Regions from separate parts of the Homo sapiens genome. Here region 2 is linked to region 1. The links are chromatin contacts, found by Hi-C or POLR2A ChIA-PET in ENCODE. All regions are on one chromosome and are shown on one strand. Each heading gives the region's core, a stretch centred on a gene start or an enhancer-like site at or near the end of the contact. The rest is flanking DNA. Distances are from core to core; before and after follow the strand shown. Region 1 overlaps GARRE1 (granule associated Rac and RHOG effector 1). Region 2 overlaps GARRE1 (granule associated Rac and RHOG effector 1).

Region 1 (7,108 bases), core at 3,206-5,705:
TCCCAGCATTCCAAAGACTCCATCACTTTGGTCACGGTTGGGCCAGGTGTTATTTCTAGGTCCCTGCGGCTTCTGTCCCAGAACCTCTGACATCACATTATCCATATAGCTGCTCACCAGACCCAAGCTGTACAAGTCAGAACTGAGATCAGATATGCCAGGCCACTGACCAAGAGGAGACAGACCTGCTCCAACAGCCTGCGCTGGCTGCTGGGATGAGCCATGTACCCATTTCCCAGGTGCCCGAGGCTGGGGCGGGGGCTGCTGCGGTCCAATGGGCTGGAGTAGGTGTTGGTAGTATTGGACTTGAGGTTGTTGCTGCTTTGGGGACTGCTGCTGAGGTGCCAGTCCCGGCTGGGGTGTCAGAGGTGTGTGTGCCCCAGCCTGGGGTGCCCGTGGTGGAGGGGGCACAGGCAGTGACGGCTGCTGTGGTTGCATGGCTCCTGCCTTCTGCTCAGTCACCATGGCTGTGGCAGCAGAATTATGCCTTGTCACCAACGGAGAGCCCTGATGTGACTGGCCCATGTTAAAGCCCGAGAGAAAATCTATCACCTCTTGCATTTCCTGATCAGTTGGTAAGTTCATACCCTTCTCATCCTTGCCGTCATCTCCATGCAGGAAGTTCTCACGCCTCTCCATGAGAAAGCCATTGGCCACTGTATTACTGGAATTCTGAGCTGACTGTGAAGGGTCTGTAGTCCTGGGGAAATTACCAATGTTCAAAATGCTTTGTAACCTTGTATCAATATTGCCAGGCATTTTGGCCTTCTCTTCGGAACATCCAGCTATGAAGATGTTTTTGGAAGGGGTATTTTGGATGGAATAATTTGTGCTGCTGCTGGAGCTGGTACATGAAGCTTTCTTGGTGAACCGGGATGTCAGTTTGGAGAATGTCTTCTGCAGGCCACCTGAAGATTTGTTTCCATTTCCAGAAGGCAGGTCAGCCTGGTTGCCAAAATCACAGATCTCCCTTTGCAGCTGGATCTGTATGCAGGGTAAAGCTTGCTCCCTATTTAAACAGAAATTTGTTTAAAAAAAAAAAAGACAAATATATAAAATAATAAAATGGACCTCTTTGTATTTAAGAATGGCGTTGAGAGCAAGAAAAACCTCTCAGGTTGGTATCGGGTTCACTTATTTTATATATAAATGAACACCCAGGGGTTTGGAGAGTATGAAATCTACAGTGTCTAACGCAGGACTGGAAGTTCTGCTAGGATTCTGGCCTGAGGAGTGTGATTCAGTGAAATCCTCTAATGGTGGCACAGGAGGGGAAAGCATGGCTAGATGTGGGGATGCAACTTGCAGAAGCTAGATTTGTGCCTGGAGGACAGGGGCTACAGCCACGCAAATGCAGCAGAGGGACAATGGACAACTCCACAAAGCAGAGGGAGGTGGTGGGGGGATGCAGGGATACTATGTGCCAACGTTGTCCCAACAGATGGCTGTGACTTTCAAAGTTTCCTGAGCACATTTTTCCCATACTAAAATGGAGCCCTAAAGAGCGAAAGGGCATGGGGCAGGAGCTGAGGCAGGTGAAGGCTGTGTGACCCTGGAAAAGTCACTTCACTATTCTGGCCTTTGTGTACTCATGAGTTAAGAAAGGGAGAAAAGGTTGGGCATGGTGGCTCACGCCTGTAATCCCAGCACTTTGGGAGGCCGAGGCAGGCACTTGAGGTCAGGAGTTTGATACCAGCCTGGCCAACACAGCGAAACCCCATCTTCATGAAAAATACAAAAATTAGCTGGGCGTACACCTGTAATCCCAGCTACTCGGAAGGCTGAGGTAGGAGGATGACTTGAGCCCAGGAGCTGGGGGATGGATGGGATGGATAGCATGGATGGAGAGCAATATTGCAGTGAGCTGAGATTGTACCACTACACTCCAGCCTGGCTGGGCAACAGAGCCAGATCCTAAAAAGACAAGATGACAAGACCAAAGACAAAGACCAAGACAGAAAAGAAAAGAAAAGAAAAGAAAAGAAAAGAAAAAGGGAGAGGGGCCATGGCTAGATGTTTAAGGCCACTACCAGATGTATACACATTTCTCAAGTTCAACCTGAGAGAACTGATTGAAAAAGAAAAAAAATTCTAAAAGACATAAGCAAATTTTCTAAACATTTCTCTGTTCTTAATTCATAAGGAGAATATGAGTTGAGTTAAAAGTCCTCTTGATGGACTTCCTCTCAAATGACAAAATAAAGGAAGGCAAAAAAGTTAGCAAATAGGGGAATCTGGTACAGGGCATGGAGCAGTTCTTTGTATTATTCTTGCCACTTTGCTGCAGGTTTTAAATTATTCTGAAAATAAAAGTTACTAAAAAGTCCTTACTGCCTTCTTTACAATACCGTATACTATCAATGACACAAGCACACATGAAACTGTGCATAGTCACACTGTCCCTCGGTATGCATCTAATGCAAACCACAGACACCAACCTTCCAGCCCTCCAGCGGTTTAGGTCCAGCACAGCTGTGTAGAGCACGTCCACTAGACCCAGGGTCTTCTCAGGATCAAGGCTTCTCTGCAGCAGGGACATGGTAGCAGGGTCTTCTTTCAGGCACCTAGGCATAGATTAGGCTGCATTAGTCTTGGCTGCATTTCTCTGCAAAGGTGTCTCAAGCAGGTCTCATAGAAAAGGCTACAACTTTTATGTACCTCTGGCGCCCAGCAAAAATTCAGTAACTGTAAGAACATGGAGAGAACAACAGGGCTGATCCTGGAACTCACTGCCCCACAAGAGGAGTAGGAAGCAAAAAGGTCTGAGGTCTCATGATATCAGAATATATATTTGGTCTCTGCCTCCAGTTCCTGATACAGAGCTCCTAAAACCCTTGAGATTTCCTAGGTGATAGTGTCTTTTGTTCTAATAAGATGACTTGCTTATATGATGAAGCCTCCATAAAAATCATCAGACCATCGGGTTCTGAGAGCTTCCACGCTGGTGAACACACTAAGGTGCTGGGCACAGGGCATAGCTGGCAAGGGCATGGAGGCTTGGAGCCCCATCCCAAACACTTCACGCTATGCACCTCTTCACCTGGCTGTTAATCTGTATCTGCTATAATATCCTTTATAATAAACCTTAAATATAATTAAATGTTTTACTGAGTTCTGTGAGCCATTATAGCAAAATATCAAACCTGGAGGTTTTGGGAACCCCCAACTTATAGCCGATTGGTTAGAAGTCGGGTGACAACCTGGGACTTGTGGATGGCATCTGAAGTGGGGAGTAGCCTTGTGGGGCTGAGCCCTTAACCTGTGCGGTCTGTGCTAGCTCAGACACTCTGATTCCTGCCGACTTCTCCAATAAGTGAACAACACAACTGTCTACCCCAAAACTTACACACCCTCTCTAGTTCCCTCACATCTTGCATGCAATCCATCAGTGAATCCTGACAGCTCTTCTTATAAAACACATCCAGAATCTAAGCACTTCTCGCCACCTTGTTTATGAACCCCCTGCTTCAGGAAACCACCACTCCTGGGTCTCAGGACCAAGCTCTCACCTGGCCTCTTTTTCTCTACTCCTGTACCTCCAAAGCCCATCCTTCATATAGGGGCCAGAGTGAGCTTCCTGTAGTGCCAATCAGAGCACATCACTCCCCTGCTTAAAACTCTTCAATGGGATATCATCGTGATTGAAATAAAATCTAAACCCTCACCACAGCCCTCAAAGCCCTCTGTGCCCAGCCCCTCAACCTTGTCCCAGCTGTGAGGCCTTCTCTTCCTCCCTGGATGGGTTTGTCCACACCTCAGGACCTTTGCTCTTGCTGCTGCCTTTGCCCGAATTTCTCTTTCCTGAGATTTTGGTATGGCCAACTGCTTCTCATCATTTGGGTCTCCACCGTCCATTCAGGGTACCTACACCAAGAGCCCCCCAACCTTTTTTCGAGACAGAGTCCTACTCTATCCTCAAGGCTGGAGTGCAGTGGTGTGATCAAAGCTCACTGTTATCCTCGACCTCCTGGGCTCAAGCGATCTTCCCATGTCAGCCTCCTAAGTAGCTGGAACTACAGGCGTGTGCCACCGCACCTGGCTAATGTTTTAATTTTTTTGTAGAGATGGGGTCTCGCTATGTTGCCCAGGCTGGTCCTAAACTCCTGAGCTCAGGTGATCCTCCTGCCTCAGCCTCCCAAAGTGCTAGGATTACGGGTGTGAGCCACTTGGTCTGGCCAAGAGCCCTTTTCTGAGAGGGAAAACAGTCTGAGCAGCATAGGTCTACTAGGAAGATGATGTCTGCCAGATCCTGGGCACTCTGGAAGCTAAATGGTGAACTCAACACTTACAAAGTCACTCAAGGAGGTAGCAGTACTCCCTAACATGACTTTGACTTGGGAAGAAATATATCAGAGAATGAAATGAGAGCCGGCCAGGCTCAGAAGCCTGGAAAGGGTGAACAACAACGCAAGCTCTGCTAGTGCCCAGCTAGACCTTGGACTCCTCAGAGAGAATCTTGGCAGCTGAGCCTGCCCAAGGTTCAGTGCACCCAATTCTCTCCATCTGGAATCACTGATAATCAGGACACATTTGCTCTTGTTCCCAAGCCAAGTCTGGTTGTGACTTGGCTTGTCACATGTTTGCCCACTAGGAGAGCATTTGTTGGCCATGTAGAAAAGAGTACTACAGCTCCTGGTGATGATAATTAATCTTTCTGAAAAATCAACAATCAACAAACTGGCATTTTTATTTTATTCATCAGCCTTGAGCTGATCAATAAAATGCCCTTAAGTGGCTAAACCCATTCTGTTGACAAATCACCAAGACTTGCCTAAAACCCTCTACCTGTTCTTAGATAAAAACCCAATTCCTTCAAGGGCCCTGCAAGTCTTGACGTCTACAACTTCCCATCCTCATCACCACCTAGCACATCTCCTTCCATGCTGGGTCACTCCTGAGGCCTCTGCACTGGCATTCTTTCTGCCTGAAGTGTGTTCCCCATCGGCTCTCTGCATGACAGGCTCCTCTCAAATCCAATGTCACATCCTCAGACCCTCTTCCAGACTGACTCGTCTAAAAGTCTCCCCCGAATCTCTATCCTACTTATTCTCTATCATATAATGGCACTCTCCTCTCATTTCCATCATACGCCTGCCTGTGTCTGAACTCATCTCTTATACTTAACAGCTGTCTCCCCCTTCTCTATTCTCAAGTTGGTTTATGAGGGGCAGGGACCCTGTGTGTCTTGCTCATAATTAAATTCCCAGAGCCCAGAACAGTGTCTGGTACACAGTAAGTGTTCAGTAAATATTTGGTGAAACAAAGCATGGATGGATAGCAATATCCTTTTTCTCCAGGTGGAGTAAAGCAATCATTTCTGTTTGTGTTCTTCCCAACAAGCACATACAGTATTTTGTAATTTGAAAAAAAAAAAAAAAAACAGAACTAAAATTTTGCAAAATTACCAAAAGCACCCAGCAGAGGGCACCTCTACAAGAAATCACAGTCTACAAGGTGTTTTTTGCGGGGGTGCAATGAGTTACAAATGAAATCAACCCCACAGGGAGAGTTTTCAAAACAAACTCAAGTGTTAGCCATTTTTGCACTGACTGTTTATATTCACCCAACTATCCAAAAGTTCAAACTCTTCAAAATGAGAATTCTGATTAAGTTTTAACATTTTCCAATGACAGCCTGAATTGGAAAAATTTAAGAATTCAGGGTTGGGTGCAGTGGCTCACGCCTGTAATCCCAGCACTTTGGGAGGCCAAGATGGGTGGATTACCCGAGGTCAGGAGTTTGAGACCAGCCTGGCCAACATAGTGAAACCCATCTCTACTAAAAACACAAAAGTTATTAGCTGGGCATGCAGGCAGGTGCCTGTAATCCCAGCTACTCAGGAAGCTGAGGCAGGAAAATCATTTGAACCCAGGAGGTGGAGGTTGCAGTGAGCCGAGACAACACCATTGCACTCCAGTGTGGGCAACAAGAACGAAACTATCTCAAAAAAAAAAAAAAAAATTCAGGAACACATTTCAGCAGAACACTGACTACAAAAGAAAAAAAAAGAATTTAGTAACACAAAAATCTTACAGAAAGTGAGCCTCTGGTTTACTGTTTGATAGAAATGAAAATATGTGTATAAATTACCATTAATTTCAGGACACAGTATGCCACCCTACAATTAACTTAAAATTTTGGGCCAGGTACAGTAGCTCACGCCTGCAATCCCAGCACTTTGGGAGGCCAAGGCAGGGGGATCGCTTGAGCCCAGGAGTCCCAGACCATCCTGGCTAATATAGTGAGACTCCATCTCTACAAAAAACTTAAAAATTAGCCAGGCATGATGGCACATGCCTGTAGTCCCGCCTACTTGGGAGGCCAGGGTGGGATGATTGCTTGAGCCCAGGAGTTCAAGGCTACAGTAAGCCATGACCACACCACTGCACTGCAGTCTGGGGGACAGCATGAGATCTTGTCTCTACCAAAAAAAAAATAATAATAATAATTTAAAAAAATAAAAGAACTTTTTGGTGGCAGAGTACTTATAGAAGGGAGGTTTTAGGACACAAAGTGAACTGCCAACATTTACTTAAATATATTCATAGACTCTAAACACTTTTGACAGAATCTACTATTATACTCTTACATTTCAAGAACAAATGAGCCGGGCGCGGTGACTCACGCCTGTAAACCTAGCACTTTGGGAGGCCGAAGCAGGTGGATCACCTGAGGTCAGGAGTTCAAGACCAGCCTGGCCAACATGGCAAAACCCTGTCTCTACTAAAAGTACAAAAATTAGCTGGGCGTAGTGGCATGCGCCTGTAATCCCAGCTACCCAGGAAGCTGAGGCAGGAGAATCACTGGAACCCAGGCGGAAGAGGCTGCAGTGAGCCGAGATTGCGCCACTGCACTCCAGCCTGGGCGACAGACCGAGATTCTGTCTCGAAAAAAAAGAACAAATGGTTTAAATACAACTTGTATGCCTTACCCAACTACCATTTTAGTCCACATAGGCACCAACAGCACCTCTTTGTTCCTTAGTATCTCTGCCTACTTAAATGATTTAAATATTTTCTCTTATAGCTAAATATTCATGCAGATTACCATTTTAATAGCAAATACCTTCCAATATATGCTTAGTTTTTCCTGTTTATTAATAAAGCTA
Region 2 (7,108 bases), core at 2,216-4,715, 68 kb after region 1:
CCAGGACCCCTGAGCTCATTCAAAACATCCAAGGGTGCTAAGCATGATGTAAACATTTAACAAATATTTGTTGAATTATTAGTTTGTCCTCAGTACTTATTTAATGGTATTCCTTTACAACATTCATGAAGTCACCCTTGCCAACCACGGAGGCAGTAGTTAGATGCTAGAAATAAGGTTCTGCTTAAAATAAATAAATAAGCTAGTGAAGACATGCCACGTCCACATAAGTACTCCCCAAAGAAATGGACCAGTCACTAAGTGTCTATGACGTGCCAAGCATTATACTTGGAGCTTTAGATATCAAATATCTTGAAACAGCTGACATTAACTGTGGGTAAGAGCCAGGCACTGTGCTATGCACTTCACATGTTATCATATTTATTTATTTATTTTCAAGACAGGATCTTGCTCTGTTAAGCCCAGGCTGGAGTACAGTGGCACAATCTCGGCTCACTGCAATCTCCATCTCCTGGGTTCAAGTGATTGACCAGCCTCAGCCTCCCAAGTAGCTGGGAGTACAGGTGTGCGTCACACACCTGGCTAATTTTTGTGTTTTTAGTCGAGACAGTTTTCACCATGTTAGCCAGACTGGTCTCGAACTCCTGACCTCAAGTGATCCAACCTCCTTGGCCTCCCAAAGTGCTGGGATTACAGGCGTAAGCCATCACACCTGGCCGTGTTATCAAATTACAAGGTTATCACAATGACCCCATAAGGTAGGTGAGGCATCTAATAAGATGAAGTGAGTTCTTCATGTTCTCACCACATGGCTAAGGTAGTGGTCACCACACAGCTAGGTCTGGGACATGGCAATCTGCTGCCACAGGTTGAGCTCTCCATTCTTGCACCATCCCACCTCTGTCAAATATCCAGACCATGGCACTCTGCTTACCACTCCTAGAAGATGGTTAAGGCTTCCAGCTTCTTGGAACTGATGAGAAGCTGAGCTGGAGCAATGAAAAGTGACCTCTCTCTAGGAGATCATACTCCGTATCACTGCTGATGATTCCCAAATTCAACTCTCCAGTCAAGACCTCCCTCTCCAAGGACCAGACCCAGGAGACATCTCTGCAGGGTCTTCAAGTTTTACCCTTTCATGGCCAGGGCACGGTAGCTCACGCCTGTAATCCCAGCACTTTGGGAGGCCAAGGTGGGTGGATTACCTGAGGTCAGGAGTTTGAGACCAGCCTGACCAACATGGCAAAACCCTGTCTCTACTAAAAATACAAAAATTAGCCGGGCATGGTGGTGGGCGCCTGTGATCCCAGCTATCTGGGAATCACTTGAACCCAGGAGGCAGATGTTGCAGTGAGCCAAGATTGCATCACTGCACTCCAGCCTGGGCAACAGAGCAAGACTATGTTTCAAAAAAAGTTTTACCCTGTCACCTTTCTATTTCCCACTCCTCCTGCTATATTTACTGCCTTGCTTGGTCAAAGGCACAACCAACTTTTAACCCAAACTTAAGGTGTTATTCCAGATGGTCCCCGTCCTGTTGTCTAGCCTGTCCTTTCAATCCTGTCAATCCTGTTCACCACAGTGCCTCTTCTACAGCAACTGCTCCATAAATGTTACCTATTATTATTATATCCTAAATGTTTCTCATTTCCTCCTTACCCTTGCACTACTCAGCTTCCAAGGAAATTGACTTCCAGAGCAAGCAATATCAAGGCACAGAAGCTGACAGAATGCCTTCTATGAGGACAAGAAGCCAGCCTGCCAAAGGCTCAGGCCCTAGTTTTTTTGTTTTTGTTTTTGTTTTTGTTTTTGAGACTTGCTCCATGCCCCAGGCTAGAGCACAGTGGCACGATCATAGCTCACTGCAGCTTTGACCTCCCTCAAGTGAACCTCCCACCTCAGCCTCCTAAGTAGCTCAGCTAATTTTTATTTTTTGATTTTTTGTAGAGATGGGGTCTCTCTACATTGCCCAGGCTGGTCTCAAACTCCTGGGCTCAAGCAATCCTTCTGCCTCGGCTCCCAAAATGCTGGTACTACAGACATGAGCCACCGCGCCCAGCTCCTAGTTCTTTCAATGAAAGTGCACAGAAGGGGCCGGGCGTGGTGGCTCACACCTGTAATCCCAGCACTCTGGAAGGCCGAGGCGGGTGGATGACGAGGTCAGGAGATCGAGACCAGCCTGGCCAACATGGTGAAACCCTGTCTCTACTAAAAATACAAAAAGTTAGTTGGGTGTGGTGGCACACACCTGTAGTCCCAGCTACTAGGGAGGCTGAGACAGGAGAATCGCTTGAACCCGGGAGACAGAGGTTGCAGTGAGCCAAGATCACGCCACAGCACTCTAGCCTGGGCAACAGAGTGAGACTTCATCTAAAAAAAAAAAAAAAAAAAAAAGAAAGTGCACAGAAGGTATACCTGAACACTAGCTGAAGCTGATAGAGCACAGCATACTCTAAGTAGCAAACTAAGAATTATGAGAATGTCAGATATGAAAATAGAAACTAACAAATGGCTTTAATCCCAGGGAACCAAACATTCTACTTTATTCCATTTTATAAGTTAGTAATTAGTAATTCAATTCTTTAACACAGTGGTTCTCAACAAGTGGGGAAAAGTATAATTTTGTGTCCTTCTCTGCCCTACCAACATCTGGCAATGTCTAGAGATGTTTTGGTTGTCACCCTGGGCAAGTGCTAGTGGGTAGCATCCAGTGGGTAGAGGCCAGAAGTGCTGCTGAACATCCCATAATGCACAAGACAGCCCCTACAAAGAATTATCTACCCCAAAATGTCAACAGTGCAGCTCTTAAGAATCTCCGATAAACTAATGCTTTGAGCACCTTCCATATTCAAGTTAACTAATGTATAACAAGTTACTTCTTTCTGGGGAGATGATACAAACTTTCTCCATAAATTAAGCTATAACGGGTCCATAAGCTAAGAAGAGGCATCATCAAAAAAGAGACTGATAAATGCTAAATAAGTCGTTTAGAAAACAAATGCCATGGGTTCAGAGGAAGGAGGGTGCCATAGAGGCTGAGGCCCCCCTCAAAGATCTGAGAGAGCAGACTAGGCTCCTCAGCTCACTTCAAGCTGCCAGTCAAGGCCCTCTAGAGAGTAACCAGAATCCACCTCCCTATCCTTACCTGCAACAGGGCCTGTCCCTTCAACTTAACCTTCCCTCAAGCTGCAGAGGCCACAGGGCCACGACATTCCACCCACATTGTTACTGCTGAAAAAAGCCCTCACTTCCTTCACAAAAGTGCTGTCCTCCAACTAAACAGCAACCCCTGTCTCCACCCACAAGGCTGAGGACATGATGTCACCTCAACCCAATCACAAAATCATGTTCCTATGACTCCTAGAGGAAGAAGGTAGTGAAAAGATTAAGGTGGAAAATGCCTTAAATGGCTCAGGCCCTGAGGCCTTGTCCTCTGCCACCTAAAATCACTGCTTAGCAGCAGCCAGCCAGGAGCCGCCTCATTTCCTGTGCAACTGCGGTAAAAATAGGAAGTGGGGGAGGAAGTTCACAAAGCAGAAACAAAAGTAATCACTGCCTAGCTTCCTGAACACAAATCACCGAGCAGGGAGGGTATCATTAAAACATCAGAAGAGAAAGGCGGGCATGGAGAGCAAGGCCAGAGGAAAAGAAGTGACACTTTGGGGTGGGGTCCACCAAGCCCAGACTATTTCTGTGCCTGAGACACTGCTCCAAAAGGAAAACTGGACAAAACTGGACACTAGCCTATTCTACAGAAATGGCTTCCATGGAATTAATACTAAAGCATGTTCACTTGAAGACATGCAAAAACTGAACTGTTCTAGCAGAGTAAAAAATATCAATGAAAAGGTTTTAAGGAGGCCAAGATTAAACTATTTTTCTAGTCAAGAGGTAGCTACTAAAACAAAACAAAGGTCAGGTCTGGTGGCTCACACTGTAATCCTAACACTTCAGACGGCCAAGGCAGGAGGATCACTTGGGCCCAGGTGTTCATGGTTGCAGTGAGCTATGATCATGCCACTGCACTCCAGCCTGGGTAACACAGCAAGGGCCTCTCTCAAAATAAATAAATAAATACATAAATAGAAATAAATTTTAAAAACAAAACAAAAGAGCTACTATATAATTGATTGGTTGACAAAATCCGAAGCCCATGTTATCCTATACTGAGCTATGAAAACTCAGGCGGATAGGAAAAAAACTACTGAATAAACATTCTAATCAGTGCCAGAATCTATCACAAGTAAAAATAAAGAGGCTTCTACAACCATCCCCACCCCCAACACGGGTCAACCCTGTGAGGCTCCAGGCACCCAGGATGCAGTGGGAAAGGAGACAGATGCAGCACCGGCTCGCTACCAATCTCATGTGGGAACAACCTGCTTCCACGTGGTGATCCATGACCGCCTCTGGTACTGACATTTGCTCTGTAACAATTTACCACCACAAACCATGGCGTTCCTCTATGAAGCCAAAGCAACTTATCATTAGCGGTTCTGAAGAGCTTTTATATTTGGTAATCTACAAACAACTGATCATTTCATTTAAGCAGAAGAACAACTTTTCTAACCGCAAGGTCAACAGAGCCAAAATTTACTTTCAAAATAACAGAGGTTTTAAAAAAATAGGTCAAATGTGCTAAGTAGTAATATAGATAAAGAACAGGCTTAATTTTGTTTCATTTGAGGGGTGGCTTGTTGTTTTTGCTTTTATTTTTGGTGGGGAAGGAACAGGAAGATCAATGCGTAACTTTTTTTAAACAGTCACTACGTTAATAAGTAAAAAAGTAAATGAAACGGGTAGTAATCACCACATATTCAATTTCTTTTTTCTTTCTTCTTTTAAGAGACGGAGTCTCACTGTGTTGCCCAGGCCAGTCTCAAACTCCTGGACTCAAGCAACCCTCCCACCTCGACCTCCCAAAGTGCTGGGATTACAGGTGTGAGTCACTATACCTGGCCTCAATTTCATACAAAGAAAAATAGTGAACATTTAATGAAAAAAAAAAATCCAGTATTACTTGGTCCTGATGAGGACAGACCTAGCTGTCTGTCTGATTTTCTGGTAACAAATGGACTTAACTGTACTCTAAGACTGTTGTTTTAGTCTTCTTATGAAGTCAAAAGCTCACTCTCAAAACCTGCTGCCATCAAAACAAAACAAAACTAGTATTAGAACTCTTGAAGGAATTCTATTACAGGAACACTGTGAGCCAAAAAAAAAATCTTTGTTAAACAGAGATCTTCAAAGGAAGAAGAAACAACGAAAAAAGGGGCAAATCCCCGCCAAGGAAAGTTTTGTCTACAAACACATACAAACCACCACCTATCACCAAAGGATGAACAAAGCTGGCTCCTAAACTTCCGAAAAAGTTTGTTCAGGTAAAAGGAAGGTTTCATCTATCAACTAAAATAGTCTTGGACCATTAAAAATTTCTGCATCAAATGTGCCCAAGTACTATGAAAACATTTGTGACAACAAATTGTGTTGCTAGTGGAAATTCAAGTGTAAATCAGGGGGTGAAAATAATTTATTTCTAAGTAGATTTAAAAAAAAAAAAACACAAAGCACCACGTGCAGTGGTTCACGCCTCTAATCCCAGCACTTTGGGAGGCCAAGGCGGGTGGATCACGAGGTCAAGAGTTCGAGACCAGCCTGGCCAACATGGTGAAACCCCGTCTCTACTAAAAATACAAAAATTAGCCAGGTATGGTGGCAGGTGCCTGTAATCCCAGCTACTCAGGAGGCTGAGGCAGGAGAATTGCTTGAACCTGGGAGGCAGGGGTTGCAGTGAGCCAAGATTACCCCACTGCACTCCAGCCTGGGCAACAGAGCGAGACTCCATCAAAAAAAAAAAAACAAAAAAACCACAAAGCAATTATATAATTTATTCAAACCTAATTTGTTAAAAAAAAAAATCAACAGTCTACACCAGTTAGAAACCTGCGGTTTATTTTTGTTACAGTGTGGTACAATGTGCAAAAGCCCAGGTATCCAAAAAAAAGTTTTCAAAACTTCTAAAAAAAAGGTTGGATTACTGAAAACTAATTGTGTCCATTAGAAAGTTATTTAAGAAGACTTAAAATTCTATTTTTTGTTTTTGTTTTTACTTATTTTTTTAAAGACAGGGTCTTGGCTGGGCACGGTGGCTCATACCTGTAATCCCAGCACTTTGGGAGGCCAAGGTAGGAGGACTGCTTGAGCTCAGGAGCTCAAGACCAGCCTGGGCAACATAGCAAGACTTCGACTCTACTAAAAAGTAAACAAAAAAAAATTAGCCCAGTGTGCTGGCATATATCTGTAGTCCCAGCTACTTGGGAGGCTGAGGTAGGAGGATGGTTTCAGCCAGGGAGATTGAGGCTGCAGTGAGACCTTACAGTCTCTTGCTCTGTTGCCAAGGCTAGAGTACTGCAGTTGTGTGATCGCGGCTCACTGCAGCCTTGATCTCCCGGGCTCAGGCAACTTCCCACCTCAGCCTCCCAAGTAGCTGGAACTACAGGCACACACCACCATGCCTGGGTAATTTTTAAATTTTTCTGCAGAAGATGGGGTTTCGCTGTGATGTTCAGGTTGGTCTCGAACTCCTGGCCTCAAGCGATCCTCCCGCCTCGGCCCTTCAAAGTGCTGGGATTACAAGCATAAACTACCATGTCTGGCCCAAGAAAACTTAAAAATTCTATACTGCCACTCTTAACAACTTTGCACTATGGAACCTATCCAAAATTAACCTCAAATGGAGGAAAAAAAAACAAGTATTTATCCAGAAGCTTATATATAAATAGGTAAATCGAACTATAATTTAGAAATTTTTTTCTCACTATGGAGAAGGATTATATAAATTTTAGATAAACTTAAGATTCAAAATCATTTCTGAGAATTTAAGGCATCCATAAAAAATTCTATCAATAAATTATAACATCTCTTCCAAGCTGAGAACACTGACTCCAATTTTGCATACCCAGCAAACCTTCCCATCCCTCAAAAAGACCAGAAAGTTGCCTGATGCAATGGCTCACACCTGTAATTCCAGCACTTTGGGAGGCCGAGGTGAAGAGATCAAGACCATCCTGGCCAACATGGTGAAACCCCATCTCTACTAAAAATACAAACATTAGCTGGGCATGGTGGCATGCGCCTACAGTCCCAG

The links. A loop is a pair of places that touch in the nucleus more often than their neighbours do. ChIA-PET counts read pairs that join two places held with the same protein, here RNA polymerase II (POLR2A). Pooled maps may share reads with other maps.
Region 2: a map of B cell shows a loop between it and region 1 (9-fold over the local background). The contact joins two enhancer-like sites. A Hi-C loop is called at or near these places in 29 of 168 maps with a recorded cell type or tissue (B cell, CD4-positive, alpha-beta T cell, CD4-positive, alpha-beta memory T cell and 15 more), 4 of 37 single-sample maps with no recorded cell type and 24 of 50 pooled maps. POLR2A ChIA-PET finds 5 or more read pairs at or near these places in 12 of 52 experiments (A673, AG04450, CD4-positive, alpha-beta T cell and 9 more).

The regions. Positions count from the first base shown.
Region 1 is chr19:34,335,323-34,342,430 of GRCh38, reverse strand. GARRE1 (granule associated Rac and RHOG effector 1) reads right to left here. Exons shown (of 14, transcript NM_014686.5): 9 at 2,439-2,564; 10 at 1-1,009. Among named protein-coding and RNA genes, the nearest start is that of GPI, 26 kb to the left of the region's middle. RefSeq lists an enhancer at 1-285. Within about 2 kb of position 4,455, at least 6 of the 41 ENCODE cell types and tissues checked have a DNase peak (open chromatin) inside an H3K27ac peak, as active enhancers do.
Region 2 is chr19:34,266,493-34,273,600 of GRCh38, reverse strand. All of the region lies in intron 1 of GARRE1 (granule associated Rac and RHOG effector 1), which reads right to left. Among named protein-coding and RNA genes, the nearest start is that of GARRE1, 15 kb to the right of the region's middle. RefSeq lists an enhancer at 2,785-3,485. Within about 2 kb of position 3,465, at least 35 of the 41 ENCODE cell types and tissues checked have a DNase peak (open chromatin) inside an H3K27ac peak, as active enhancers do.